Linked DNA regions of Homo sapiens: all the other regions are linked to region 1. Evidence: chromatin contacts called from ENCODE Hi-C or POLR2A ChIA-PET data. All regions are on one chromosome and are shown on one strand. Each heading gives the region's core, a stretch centred on a gene start or an enhancer-like site at or near the end of the contact. The rest is flanking DNA. Distances are from core to core; before and after follow the strand shown. Region 1 holds the start of ABI3BP (ABI family member 3 binding protein). Region 2 has its middle 73 kb from the start of ABI3BP. Region 3 overlaps ABI3BP (ABI family member 3 binding protein).

Evidence for each region. Hi-C counts contacts between places; a loop is a spot of excess contacts on that map. ChIA-PET counts read pairs that join two places held with the same protein, here RNA polymerase II (POLR2A). Pooled maps may share reads with other maps.
Region 2: a map of PC-3 shows a loop between it and region 1 (4-fold over the local background). The contact joins the enhancer-like site here to the promoter of ABI3BP in region 1. A Hi-C loop is called at or near these places in 7 of 168 maps with a recorded cell type or tissue (Calu3, PC-3, aorta and 4 more) and 11 of 50 pooled maps. POLR2A ChIA-PET finds 5 or more read pairs at or near these places in 2 of 52 experiments (A549 and SK-N-SH).
Region 3: a map of PC-3 shows a loop between it and region 1 (4-fold over the local background). The contact joins the enhancer-like site here to the promoter of ABI3BP in region 1. A Hi-C loop is called at or near these places in 4 of 168 maps with a recorded cell type or tissue (IMR-90, PC-3, astrocyte of the cerebellum and 1 more) and 1 of 50 pooled maps. POLR2A ChIA-PET finds 5 or more read pairs at or near these places in 1 of 52 experiments (A673).

Annotation. Positions count from the first base shown.
Region 1 is chr3:100,990,023-100,994,894 of GRCh38, reverse strand. ABI3BP (ABI family member 3 binding protein) reads left to right here and starts at 1,474. Exons shown (of 68, transcript NM_001375547.2): 1 at 1,474-1,589. The coding sequence starts at 1,511.
Region 2 is chr3:101,064,219-101,068,750 of GRCh38, reverse strand. No RefSeq gene overlaps it. Among named protein-coding and RNA genes, the nearest start is that of ABI3BP, 73 kb to the right of the region's middle. Within about 2 kb of position 1,775, at least 6 of the 41 ENCODE cell types and tissues checked have a DNase peak (open chromatin) inside an H3K27ac peak, as active enhancers do; they include PC-3 and endothelial cell of umbilical vein, where a contact is called at or near this core.
Region 3 is chr3:100,897,913-100,902,234 of GRCh38, reverse strand. ABI3BP (ABI family member 3 binding protein) reads left to right here. Exons shown (of 68, transcript NM_001375547.2): 4 at 3,341-3,473. Among named protein-coding and RNA genes, the nearest start is that of ABI3BP, 93 kb to the left of the region's middle. Within about 2 kb of position 2,659, at least 3 of the 41 ENCODE cell types and tissues checked have a DNase peak (open chromatin) inside an H3K27ac peak, as active enhancers do; they include PC-3 and endothelial cell of umbilical vein, where a contact is called at or near this core.

The DNA of each region.
Region 1 (4,872 bases), core at 225-2,724:
TAAGTTTTCTAACTAGAATTTCATTTGACCAGTGTTATTTAATTTTTCTCTTACTGTTTTTGGTTCAGCTACAGCACCCCAATGAGGTAAGCGATTTTCAAAGAGTCAGTATAAATATACCAACAAGGTTTAAAGTGCTTTATTAACCCAGCCATTCCACCCATGCGTCTATATATTTTGACCAAAGTGATGTAGGGGGAAAGGATACACATGTGGACTTCAGAGGTAAATATGCCCAGGTTAGAATTATAGTTCTACTTAACTGGGGGCTTATCATTTTCATTATTATTGTTTCCAGTGACTGCCATTTAGTAAATGTTTCCTGTGTGTCAGGCTCTATGGCAACTACTTTCGAAAAACTGCTAGCAAATGTAAGAAATTGATACTGTCATCTTTATTTTAGAATCTAAAATGTAGTAATTAAGACTGGAAGCACTATAGTTAAATGGGCTGCTTAAAATGCCAACACTGTGACCTTGGACTTTCACTTGACCTCTCTGTGCCCAGTTTATCTATCTGTAAAATGGGGATGATGACAATGCCTGCCTCATAGACCGTTTTGAGGAATAAATGTCTTAACATGTGTAAACTGATTCGATCAGTGCCTAACACGGAGCAAGCATTTAAATGTCATCAATATTGATAATATAGAGATGAAGTTTGCTCAAGGACAATTCATTAGTAAGTGGCATCCGTTATTAAGCAGTAGAATATACTAGCATTGTCAGGACACTTAACCTTTTTTCCTCAGCTTTTCTTAATGGCAAAATGGGGATAATGCCATATCTCCTGCAGAGGCACTGGGAAGATTAAAATACAGTAAAGTAGGTAAAGACTCGATTACAGAACTCAGTCCACAGTTGAGGCTCACATAGTAATAGTGCTCTCTCTACGTCTCTACATCTACATCTGTTGAATATATGTGTATACACATATATATTATAACGTAATGTATAGCTTTGTAGCCAAAGACTTACTCTTAAATGTTTCTCATAATACAGGAACTACAGAATGGCTCAAAATATATCTTTATGAGTTTACTCCCATTTAAAAGAATTGGGTTGGTTTACTGGATAATTAAAAAGTTTCCTTCTTAATAAGGTTTTATTTTATATTTTTAACATTTTGATAGCTTTTAGTACATTGTTTCTGGATTCTTTAAAATAGTTTATCAAATGTTTCAAAACTGCCTAAATACTTCTTCTTTCACAAATACAGATCTGCCATAATTTGAATTTTTATATCACAGAAGGAAGAGACACAGTTACAACTTAGCAGAAAGAAAGAAATGTGATGATATGTTTTTGCTGTTGTGCTTTTTTTTTTTTTTTTTTGGTGTGTGTGGGAAAGGGTGTGATGTCATCTTGTCTCCACCCCCTGTGAGTAAGCCCACGGCACAGCTAAGTGCAGCCGCCCGCCTCTGTCACTGGGAGACAGTCCACTTAAATGCAGCTCCAGGGTTGCGAGGCACCCACCAGCATCATTCCCCATGCGAGGTGGCAAATGCAACATGCTCTCCAGTTTGGGGTGTCTACTTCTCTGTGGAAGTATTACACTAGCCCTGGGAAATGCACAGAAATTGCCAAAAGGCAAGTAGCCTGATGTTTTATGTTTTAAAAATAATATTAAGATATAGATGTTTTTAAATGTTGATTTTAAATATGATCTGCTTTACCATACGGGGGGAATAGAGTTATTCTGCAGAGATTCAAAGTTCAAATGTGTGAAGGGGTCTCTTAAACTTTTACTTTCCCCTCCTGTTATTTACTTTTCAATTACAGCTCTTTATTGCAAAAATGAAAACAAACTTATTACATTGAGCAGCTGTTCATCAGAGCTTGAACTGTATACTTTCTAACTATAGTGCTTGTGTATTGAATCATATTGTGTAAATGGATATTATAGTCTGTTAGAAAGAGTTGTTTGGTGTTTTTATCCTCCTCCCCAGAGACTGAATCAGTACTAGCTTAAGATTCAAAAGAAGCTGGTTCTGAAACCTTGAATCTTTGGTGTGAACCTCAAACATACCTGTTGACCAGGAAGCTGAGGGAGTCTAGGCAGGTCAGACCAAAGTACGGTCATGTGCTGATTTGCAGACACGTCCCTCCAGTGGAGTTTGGAAGAGGGCTTGAGCTGTTGGACAGGACACTCCCCCCTTTCTTGGCTAAATTGCTCTCATTTTAGTGTTGGTATTTTGTTTACAAATGTTATCAGAAGAAAATTAAAATTTCTAAATTTTGACCCTAAAAACAACCCTTTGAGCCCATCAGAAACCAAAACAAGAGGCTGTTGCCTCTCTCCTGTCTCTGAACATAAATGTTGCATGTACTTTTGTTTCTCTGCAGAGGCACTTCTCTAAGCCAACTCTAGGTCTGTGAAGGCTTTTTATGGTTGCAGACTGCTGTAGTCAGCAGGATTGTGAAAAACAGGCTGGAATTTACCATACAGTCATGATGGAAAACATCAGAAGTAATGCAGAGCTGCAGGCTTGTCAAGAACCTGGTGTGCCTAAAGTCAGAAAGAAAGGTTGCTAGTGTCAGAATATCCAAAAGATCATCCCTAGGTCCTCTCTCTGGGTAGTCTGCCCCAGGATCATCTTGTCCCAAGTGAAAACTGTTCTTTCCTCGGTGGGTAAAGTGAAACTTGAATCCAGCATGTGAAGGCTGAAGCGGTTGGCTAGTTGATATTTCACACGATAATGTGAACAGCAATAAAAAAGACTAAGTAAACTTTCTCAACTCTGATCAAATAATTAAAGAAAAATAAAAAACAAGCACTCTTAGATCTTTTTCTACCAAGAGTTTTGCTCCTTGATCACAATAAAACTGTGATTTAAATAAATCAATTATGAGCCACAAGCATTCAGAGTTAATTGTACCTACTAATGGAATATTTAACAGTAACATATCATTTGAGAAGAGTCTGGGGGTTTTCTCAGTCTTAATACCTACAGAAGACTTTTATTTTACTTTTTATTCATTGCATAGGGATGATATAGGTGCAACTTTGTTACTGCAAACTTCTGGACAATCCCAGTGCTTTAATTATCGTGTTGCAATCACTAGACACAAATCTCTTGACACAATTTTTCTTTATTTATAATGGGAAAGAAAAAAAAACATAGTTGTCGAAAATGGCCACAAAACTTTTGTTGTTTATTTAAAAAATATTTGTAGTTTTGGTAATTTGGAAAAAAACATCAAATTATAATAATGATAAAAGAAATGGCAAGTCTTGTTTTTAATATTATGTTTTTTCTTTATTGGAAAGCTATTGAGGACCTTTTAGCTGAAGTCATCTTTTTCAAACTGTGCTCCAGGCATAGGTGCACTGTTTGTCCTACAATGGGTAGAGTTTGGGGTGAGGGTGGAAGGGCAGCTGATTCCTGTCAATAACTTGTGGAGTCTTTAAGGGGGGAATCACAATAAGTGTTAGCAGTTTGCACATTCTCAATAAAGAAACCTGTACAACTTTTTGTTTCTCACACTCATTTGACTAAGAATCCTCTTTTCCATAGAAGATCTATAATATCTTAACAGGGGTTTGTCTGTCACAGGACACATTTGGGGAAATGTTGAGTTAAAAAAGAAGAAAAAAGAGTAAAAGTTTTTACTTTTGTTCTTCCTTCTACTTTAGAGTTGGTTAAATACTATTTGTGACTTAAGAAGTGGTTAGAATTCTGGAGCTAGAAAAGATATTCATGATCACTTAGTCTAGTGATTCCCAGACCTTTGGATTTATGGACCAACAAAAATACACAAATATTTTAACATCAGGGTCCTGTTATAGAGAGCATACTTGAATTTTGCTATGTGAGGATGCTCAAAGGGAACAGGGGAGAATGTCTAGTGTTCATAAAAGTAAACAATTTTAACAGATTTATACAATAAATAAATTTAATTTCATAAATAAGTCCATTGTTATTTTTCTCATTTTCCCACAGACTAATGAAAAATTGATCACAGGCCAATATTTGGAAACCACTGACCTAACATAACCATTTATTTTACAAATGAAGATACCCCAAAGCAGGGCAGATTCAGTAACTTTCCCATGTTAATGGTGGAGCCAGGACTTGATACCTAGCTTCTCATTCAAAATCCATGTTCTAACCTGCCTCCTGCCAGATAGGCAGGTTCCTCTGACCCCAGCCTTAGGAATGACATTCTGTAGTGTACATGTGAATGCTACCTATTCCTTGAATAAAAGAGTTTCTTGTAAATTTCTTTAACAGTATTTTAATTTTAACTTTTCTTCCTAAGAACATATCTACATTTTTATGTACATATTTTATATATATATTATATATACAAAATTATATATATATAACCATATATAGTTATTTATAAGAAGTCAGTTGTTATATGTGGTGTGCCTATTTGCATACCTAGTCACATACTTTGTTATAAAAAGTAAGTTATTAGAAGATTTTTGCTTAGTTTTTAAAAGCTTGGAGACTATTAATGGAGCTTTTCTCCTCCCCACCACTAAATGACTATAGTTTTGTCAAATTATTTATTTTTGTTAGCCTCAGTTTTCTCATTGGTAAAATGGGACTAATGATAACTATCTCATAGTATTTTAGGATTAAATGAGATAAGAGACACAAGTCTGGCACATAACAGATTTTCAATAAATCCTTATTGGGTCATAGAAAAGGGGATCAATGTTGAAAAACATGCACACCGAATAACACATGATCTTGTATTCAAAATGTAAGACAAATCTCTTGTAAGGTAGGAGATGAGGTGGTGTGAACTTGGCAGAAAGATGGGGTAAAGGACTGCAGTGTTGTTCTACGTGGCAACAAGGGAGGCTTCTACCGCATTCTAGCCTGACCATTGTCTGCCCATATGGCCAACATTACCCTGT
Region 2 (4,532 bases), core at 526-3,025, 74 kb before region 1:
CTGAAATCGGTGATTCTCAACCTTGGCTGCACATTGGAATCACCTGGAAAGCTTTAATAATATTGATGCCTGGGTCCCACCCCAAAGTCTGCCTTATCTGGTCTTGGTTGTGTCCTAGACGTCAGGATTTTTTAAAGCTGCCTTAAACAAAACTGCTTGACAGACTGAAATGTATTATAATTTGTTGACTTTTCCTAGGTGTTTTATAATGCTGTTAATATCATGATGAAATATAGTCACCAGTCAGTAAGAAGCAGAATAGTGTTTAATCCCATCTTGGTTCTTTCCTTAAATTCACCTACAGATTGTGTCCTTTATTTAATGTCTGTCCTACCCTCAAACTGTATGCTCTCTGAATGCAGGGAGTATCCCTGTGCTATTCTCAACTGTGTATTCCCAAGGCTGTATAAAGTGTTGGGCATATGATAGGCCCTCAAATAGAGTGGAATGAATAAAGAAATACTTATAAAGAGATCTGGGTTATAAATACCTGAAAGCATCAGGTCATGCCAAAATTTCCCCAATATGTATAAATTACCTTTACTTCTTTTCAGATGAAATCCCTAATTCTCTATCAACTAAACTTCCTCTTAAGAAAACGAGCTGGCTGGATATGGTGGCTCAAGCTTATAATCTCAGCATTTTGAGAGGCCAAGGCAGGTGAATCACTTGAGGCCAGGAGTTCCAGACCAGCCTGGGCAACATGGCAAAACCTCATAATATGATGTAGTATTATTATGCCACCTAAGAACAAAGACACTGAACAGAACATAGAGATTATAGTATATGAGAAATACATTTATGATTTATCATATTTGGCTGGGTCAGTATCCTTTTTTACTCCGTTGTTCAACTTTTTTTTATTTTTATAAGTGGCTTTTTTTCCCAAATGAACTTTAGAACCAGTACTTAAATTTAAAAATCCTGTTGTTTATATTCTAGACAACTTTTTATAGGATTTTTCAGAAGAACTAATTATTTAGTTGTTTATCAATTACATGTCCATTCTACTTTTTTTTGTATTTCACTGCTTTCTCTCTTTTTCTCTTTGTCTCTATAAATTTCTGCTTTTAATCTAGTTGTAATTTTATAATTTAATGCTTAATTTATTCATTCTTGTTCTTCAAGGTCAATACTTTTACTAATAGCAGCTTTATAAAGCTATAAGTCATAAGTTTTGGCATAAAGGAATCTGAATTTTATTTTGCTTAATCTTATATGTATATTTGATATTAACCATTGATATTTTAACTACATAGAAATATATATATCATATATATATGCCAAAACTTATGAGTTATAGCTTTATAAAGCTGCTATTAGTAAAAGTATTGACCTTGAAGAACAAGAATGAATAAATTAAGCATTAAATTATAAAATTACAACTAGATTAAAAGCAGAAATTTATAGAGACAAAGAGAAAAAGAGAGAAAGCAGTGAAATACAAAAAAAAGTAGAATGGACATGTTATATATATATAGAATGGACATATATATAATATATATATAGGCAATTTATGCATATTGGAGAAACTCTGGCATGACCTGATGCTTTCAAGTACGTATATATTTTCTCTTTTATGTCTCAACTGAGAGCCTGGAGTTTTTTACTAAGGTCCCCCCACCATACTGGGTTGTGAATTCAGACTTCTGTCTCTCTGATGGACTGAAAAACTGCTGAAATCTTGGCTTCACTCTCTGGCATCTGAGCTGGGGCTTTTTCCTTGTTTTTTCAAGTCTCAATCTGTATGAGTAAAACTTAGCAGTTGGCAAATGGCTGAAGGGCAAATTGCTGTAGTATTTTGAGCTATCCTTTCTGCATTCCCTTTTCCCTGTTACATTCTGGCTTCTTTGGTCTGTGTCTGCCCAGCCTGGGGAGGCTGCTGTCAGTGCCAGCTTACCACTTTCTGCTTAGAAATGGTGGTCTACATCACCAACACCTCTGAGGAAAGACAGTTATAAAAATGTGTTCATATTAGTCTGTCTCTCTTCTTTATGGGATAATTGCCCTTCAACTTCTGATAGCCTCGGTTGCTCTTTGATCCCTTCACTGTTGCATTCAAACATTTTTCTTTATCTTTTATTTAGCTTTTGTAATTGTTTGTGGCAAGAAAATTGGTAATGACGAGAGAACAAAACTTCTCCCTTAACTTAATGCATTCTTTCCTTGTACTGATCAATTCCTTTTTAATTTTAATCTTACCCTTTATTCTAGTTTATCTTAAACTCATTTCTTATGTTTCAGAAAACGCTGTTTTAATTTATGAAAAATGCAAAGTAGATAATTTCTAAAAATATCTTCAGTTTCTTATGGTTAATCGTTTTTTGTGCATACCCTGTATCCCTAAGGCAGTACTTCCTTTCTTTATGTTACTTAATATTGTTTTACTTGTCCTTGAAAAAGAAGAAATCTGTCCAGGTTTTGTGTTAGGAAAAAATATTTAATTTCTCTAAGTTCTCTGTACTTTTCATTAGGTATGGAGTAAATATCTCATCTCTTAAACTGAAAGGGTTTGTTTTTATTAGACATCTACTAGCCAGATTTCCAAGGTCAATGAATCATTGGTTTAGAATGACTCTGCTTGATTTTCTCTTGTCTTTCAGCCGAACTTACTGACTCAGAAGGGTGTTTTTTTCCCTGAATCATTTGAGAACAACTGCAGTTCTCTGACAAGGGTAGTACTTGAACAGTAACAAAACCAAAGGCACTGATTTCCTTGCCTATTCTGTTATTTCACCTCTCTTTTTTAAAGGCTTCGCATCAGAAGAACATGCCTCCGAATGTGTGTTTTTATAAGCCCCAGCTACCTTGGATTATGAAGGGTTATATTCAATGAGAGTTTTGGAAGGAGAATGTCTTAAAAGTTGTTCTTGTATTGTAGAGGAATGACTGCCAAGTGTGGGATGAGGGAAGAGCAGATTTTTTATATCAGGCAGTCCTGGGCTTCAATACTGGTTACCCCACTTTCAAGCTACCCAATAATGGAAAGATCATTTAAATCTTTTTTGATGGTAAAGTTGGTATGATAGTAGCACTCTGCTCACATAGCTATTGTAAGAACAAACTATGAAACGTAATACAATCAGTATACTCTTGGTACAAAGAAAATGTTCCTAAATATTAGCTGTTATTATTACTTTTATTCTTACTCTTATTTTATTGGATTTAAATATTAGTAACTTTCATCCCATCTCAGGGATCAGATTCCTTTGAGAAATCCATGCATTTCATGCATTAATCAAGGTTTTATAATATTTCCAGTTTGATGAGGTGTGGGTGATAGGGCCAAGTGGAAACTAGGGTATAGCAATGAAAAACAGGAAAAGTCTTACAGGAGATTCCTAAGGCTAATTTTTGCAATACAAATGATCCATCCCAGTCATTCAGGATGTGAGGACTTCCATATCAGAGCCCTATTTTAGTGCTATTTTAGTTCCCTGTTTTATGTGCTTTTCTTAGAGTTAGGCTTTAAAATTTCAGTCTTGTGTTTTAAGGCTACAATGAGAAGAACCCTAGAAGCAAATTAGGAGCCTTGTGTTCTAGTCCTGGGTCAGGTGATGTCAAGCTGTATAATCCAGGGTGTATCACATCATCTTTTAGGGTTTTGGTTTCATCTGTCAGGTGAGGAGTTTGGACTAGATGTTTTCTCAGGCTCATTCAATTCCAAAAGAAGACTGATCTAGGGGGAGAGGCTTGTATATAGACATGAATAGATTTGCCAATGCTCATGTTCTATAATACATTCTTAATTTATAGCAATTCATTTCCTCCTCTTCCTCCTTTTCTCTAACCACCCATTCATTCAGATTTAGTGAACTTGATTTCAGATTGAGATATTAATGGTTCACAGTGTCACAGTTCAGATATGTGATCTTGGAAAGACATGAGGTCCTCACTGCACATAGTGCACACAAAAGCCTTTAATTAAACACATGAAATGTTTTAATCACATGCTCTTGAGAAAACTATAAAAAGGACCCATCCCAGGCCCAGATGTGCCCTTGGAAAAAATTGGGCCAGCAGAAGAGAAGAAGGGGTGGGAGTTTTAGCTGTGATTACTTCCATCTGTTCTTCAGAACAAATTTCTTAAATGTACACTAAATGTGAGAAAAATTATAAGAAGCTGATATTAAAGTTGGATGAAATAAGTAGAGTTAATACATTAATAGCCCTAAATTTTGAAACAGGATTTTAGATTTCAAATTTTGTTAAAGCCTCAATTGCTAGTTGCTTTTATCCCCCTTGACTTCATTATTCTTAACTTTTATGCTTCTATTATAAGCCTAGAGCATGCCATATATTATGACAAATAAGTCTACCCCATGGAGCTTAACGTGATCAGAATTTTTCCACACAAACTTTTGGACATTTAATATAGTCACTGATATCAATTTTCTTCAATCATTTAAATAGCAGAGGCTGCTCCAGACTATAATAAGTGGGGAGAACTCAGTTGAAGGTATCTTAATCAATCTAGCTTCAATATGTCATCTTTTCATTTAACAGAGACACACTGCAACACAGAATAGATT
Region 3 (4,322 bases), core at 1,410-3,909, 94 kb after region 1:
CTCACTATTGTGCCTTTCAGATGTTAAGGGCAAAATTTTATGTCTCACCTTTTCTTAAGGAGACTGTTTACATTTTAAAAGGATAATTCATGTATGTGTGTTAAATAGATCAGCATGTAGGTTTTATTTACTCCTTATCTCTCCCTTCTAACCTCTTCAATTCAATAAAGGAAGGATTTCTTCCATAAAATAAAAATAATAGCAACACTCATGTTTCCAGGTCTAGGAAGACTTGCAACAGGAAAGTGGATATATAAATAAGTAAGTAGAAACTTTCTACATAACTAAAGATTAAAATTCTATGTCGTCTAATTTCACTACCAAAACTTCTTCTCAGATCAAATAATATAGCTGACCATTGCTATAAGGAAGAAGCTGTGAATATGCTTTTTCTATCTGATGTTGCATCTTCCTAACTCTATATAGAGTTGATCACAAAATTTTGCTTTTCTTTTTTTTTTTTTTCTTTGAGACGGAGTCTTGCTCTGTGGCCCAGACTGGAGCGCAGTGGTGCAATCTCAGCTCACTGCAAGCTCCGCCTCCCAGGTTCACGCCATTCTCCTGCCTCAGCCTCTCGAGTAGCTGGGACTACAGGCGCCCACCACCAGGCCCGGCTAATTTTTTGTATTTTTTAGTAGAGACGGGGTTTCACCGTGTTAGCCAGGACAGTCTCGACCTCCTGACCTCATGATCCACCCCCACCTCGCTCTCCCAAAGTGCTGGGATTACAGGTGTGAGCCACTGCACCCAGCCTGCTTTTATTTTTCTAATGTGAATGATCTCCAAGTAATTATTGCCAAAGCATGTTCATCTTTTATGGTACACTGGATACCACACGATAAAAGGATCTTTTTGTTTGTTTGCTATATTTTTCTGGAGGAATAAAATGGGAGAAAGAACAGTCAGCTATTCAGTTATACTAAATAGCTTAAATCAGAAATTAGTTGCCACAATTCCCTCCCCTCTTTCTGCTGATTTCCACTTCTTTTAAGAGCAGCATTGAATGGTTAAGCATTTTGAAAAATACTAATTCTTTTTCCTGGCCTCATAGATCATCCCAAAGCAAAAGGGAAATTCCAATCGCTCCTTACAACTTGTTAGTGAGAGTTGTCCAGACAGTTTTCCACACACTTGAAAATAGATGTACTCTCAATATTTCAAGACTGTACTTCAAAAATATTGAGCCACAAACTCAAGAAACATCAGTGTGATTCCATGGAATCTGTTTTCAGATGAATACTCATTGAACTGTTTCTTGATAGAAATATGATCATAGTACAAATATACAAAATTATGTAAGGAATGTCAAGAGAATGATCATGCCTTAGCACTTTATAACTTCATTTTATTTTGAGGATTCTATGACACTAGCCTTAGAAATTATTGTTTACTTTATGACCAGCTCAGGAAATTGCTTCATCTTGCTCAGGATATAACATCCCACCTTTCTTTTTGGATAGCGGATATAATTTTGTTTTTGTTATCTGCATTTAGGAATAATGTAATGACTAAGGGATTAGCTTCCATTCATTCTATATTTGTATCTGCCACATAAATTTTAATTATTTAATTATTTTTATATTAAGATTCAACCTTAGTGAAATAGTTATTTGGTCATACAAATAATTGGGAGACCATTAGTTTCCCTTGGTCATACAAGCCTTAGGTTCCTTACATGAAAAATATGTCTTTCATCTCTAAATGGCATTATTTTTATACATAGAGAGCCAAGACAGTGATATCATAAAAATAAAACTAGATTGTGATTGAGGAGACCCAGGACTTGAGTTTTGACTTTGCTCTTAATGTGACTTTGGACAATCTTGAAACTTCTCTGTGCCTTATTTTTCATCTGCAAAGTGAATGAGATCGTTGCATCACGTTAGTGAAAATCAACTCAGGAATTGAAAAGGGAAGATCACAATCATCCCAGGGCTTGTTCAAACTATAAGTGTTCCCTGCCTTCACTGCAGATTCTAATCTGCCCTCATTGGAGCTCATACATGACAATTTAAATCACCATCATATAAGGCACAATTACAGCTGGGTCTGCAGAAGTTAGAGAAGAATAAACCCGTGTTTCCAACCATGTAAATGATAACTATCTTTGAAACTTATTTCAAACATCTTTAAAAGTCAACTATCCTATAATGAGGCAATTTGCCACCACTAGGTTAGGTGTATTCTGTGCTAAGAAGGGTTCTTGCTTGAATAACAACTTACAGAACTTAAATTTAACAAAAGGAACAAGCTTGACACAATTTTCAAGAGCATTTGATTCAGATGACCACCAATAGGCTCATGCAAGGGGCACTCTCCTACCTACCTTAATAGAGGTGGCAGGCCATTCTGCCATTTGGCTCCCACTTCATTAGACAGCACAAGTTCTTTCTAGAGCAAATACAACATTCATAGTCTCAAGAAATAAAAGAGGGAATTCAACAGCAATACAGAGTATGTATGTTTTATATTCTGTGTAGTTTTATTAGGCTTTCTATCGGATTTTTATCTTATTTACTCTAATTATTTTCAATGAGTCAGCATTGGTTTTCATGGTTGAGGTTCTTCCTGTTTTTCGCTGCCCTACTTCTGCAGTTTCAGATAATTTTGAAAGTGCAAGTGCCTGCTTCTGTGTACTTGAACACAATCTCCAGTGATTTATTAGCATAACTCTTGGCATTATTTAGATCCAGTTGGCACCATCAGAACAACTGTGCTTCCTGTGTTACCCCTACTCTTCCATCATTGTTAAAAAATGTGTTTGCCTTTTCCATTTAGATACTCATTGTAAAATATATACTTACTACAATAACATGAAGAGATTTTACACTTCTAAATAGGTTAAAAAAGATTATAACCTACAATCTAGATAATAAGGTTTATTTTCTTGTCTTAGATGTTATTTCACACTCATTCACAGTCCCGGGAAAAAAATAAACATACTTTCATTTTATCTGTAAAAGAAATTAAGTGTGTGTATGTGTGTTTGTTTATTTCACTCATCACAGCTAAGACCTCCATATCCTTCCCTGACCCACAAGAAAATAAAACTAGGTATAGCTGGATATTGTTAATATGTGTACATGTACAATATACATATACATGTGTATGCATATATGCATATGCACACATGCATAGACACAAATCTGAAAAAGGTATTTGATTCACATTTAAATTCCTGGGCAAAAATTAGTAATAATGTGGACTATAGAAAAGGAAAGGAACTTGATGTTTTCACATTTTGCATCATCTTGCCAAGTCATCTTTAATGCATTTTACCCGAATCATGGCAACTTACTAAATGTCTCCTGAATTATTAACCTCTATGCCACCTCCACAGGTAAAACTCGTTCTCGCAAACCTCTGCAGCTGGTGGTTGGCACTCTGACACCGAGCTCGGTCTTCCTGTCCTGGGGTTTCCTCATCAACCCACACCATGACTGGACATTGCCAAGTCACTGTCCCAATGACAGGTAATATTAGCATTTGCTTTTAATAGCATCTGTACATGCTTTAGAAGAATATGTAAGTATCAGGACTGTTAGCATTGACTTAACACCTCTTAGCTGTACAGCCTGTTCTAGGTGTGAGGGGAACAAAGTCAGGGGCCCTGCCCTTGAGAAGGTTATCTACCTGAATAGAAAACACATACATGTAATTTTTTTCAAAAATCATGAACTATTATACAAGGAAGTATGAGTCAAATAGCAAATGGGTGGTATCAGTAATAAGTGCAATTAGAAACTCAGAAGGCGGGGCCAAAGGCAGTTAGGAAAGACAATTAAAAGTTGGAAAGTTGATTGGAAAAGGATGGATCTTTGATCTCACAATTGAAGCTCTTAAATCATACTTCTCAAAGTGTGGTTCCCAAAGCAAGCAGTATCAGCATGTCTTGAACTTGTCAAAAGGTAAATTCTCAGGTCCCCCTCAGACTCACTGAGTTAGAAACTCTCAAGGTGGGGCCCAGCCATTTGTGTTTTCACAAGCCTTCCAGGTGGTTTTGATGCCCACTGAAGTTTGAGAATCACTGGCTTAGAAAACTGAGGAGAGACACACAGGCAGAGATATAAGCAGAGGAAAAGCAAGTTGGAAATGAAGCTACCATTTTCTTTGGAAGAACAAATGGGAAAAATCTAAGTATATTTTTAAACTACTGCTATTTATCCATCCAACCATTTGATGCATGTATTTAGATGCATTGGATGGATATGTACTAGGCCCTGTGCTACATGCTGAACCATACTTCTAGGTTGGTTATAAAATGATGTTTGCTTATAAATATTTACTATATTAGCTTCAAAACTCAGAAACTTGCATCTAGA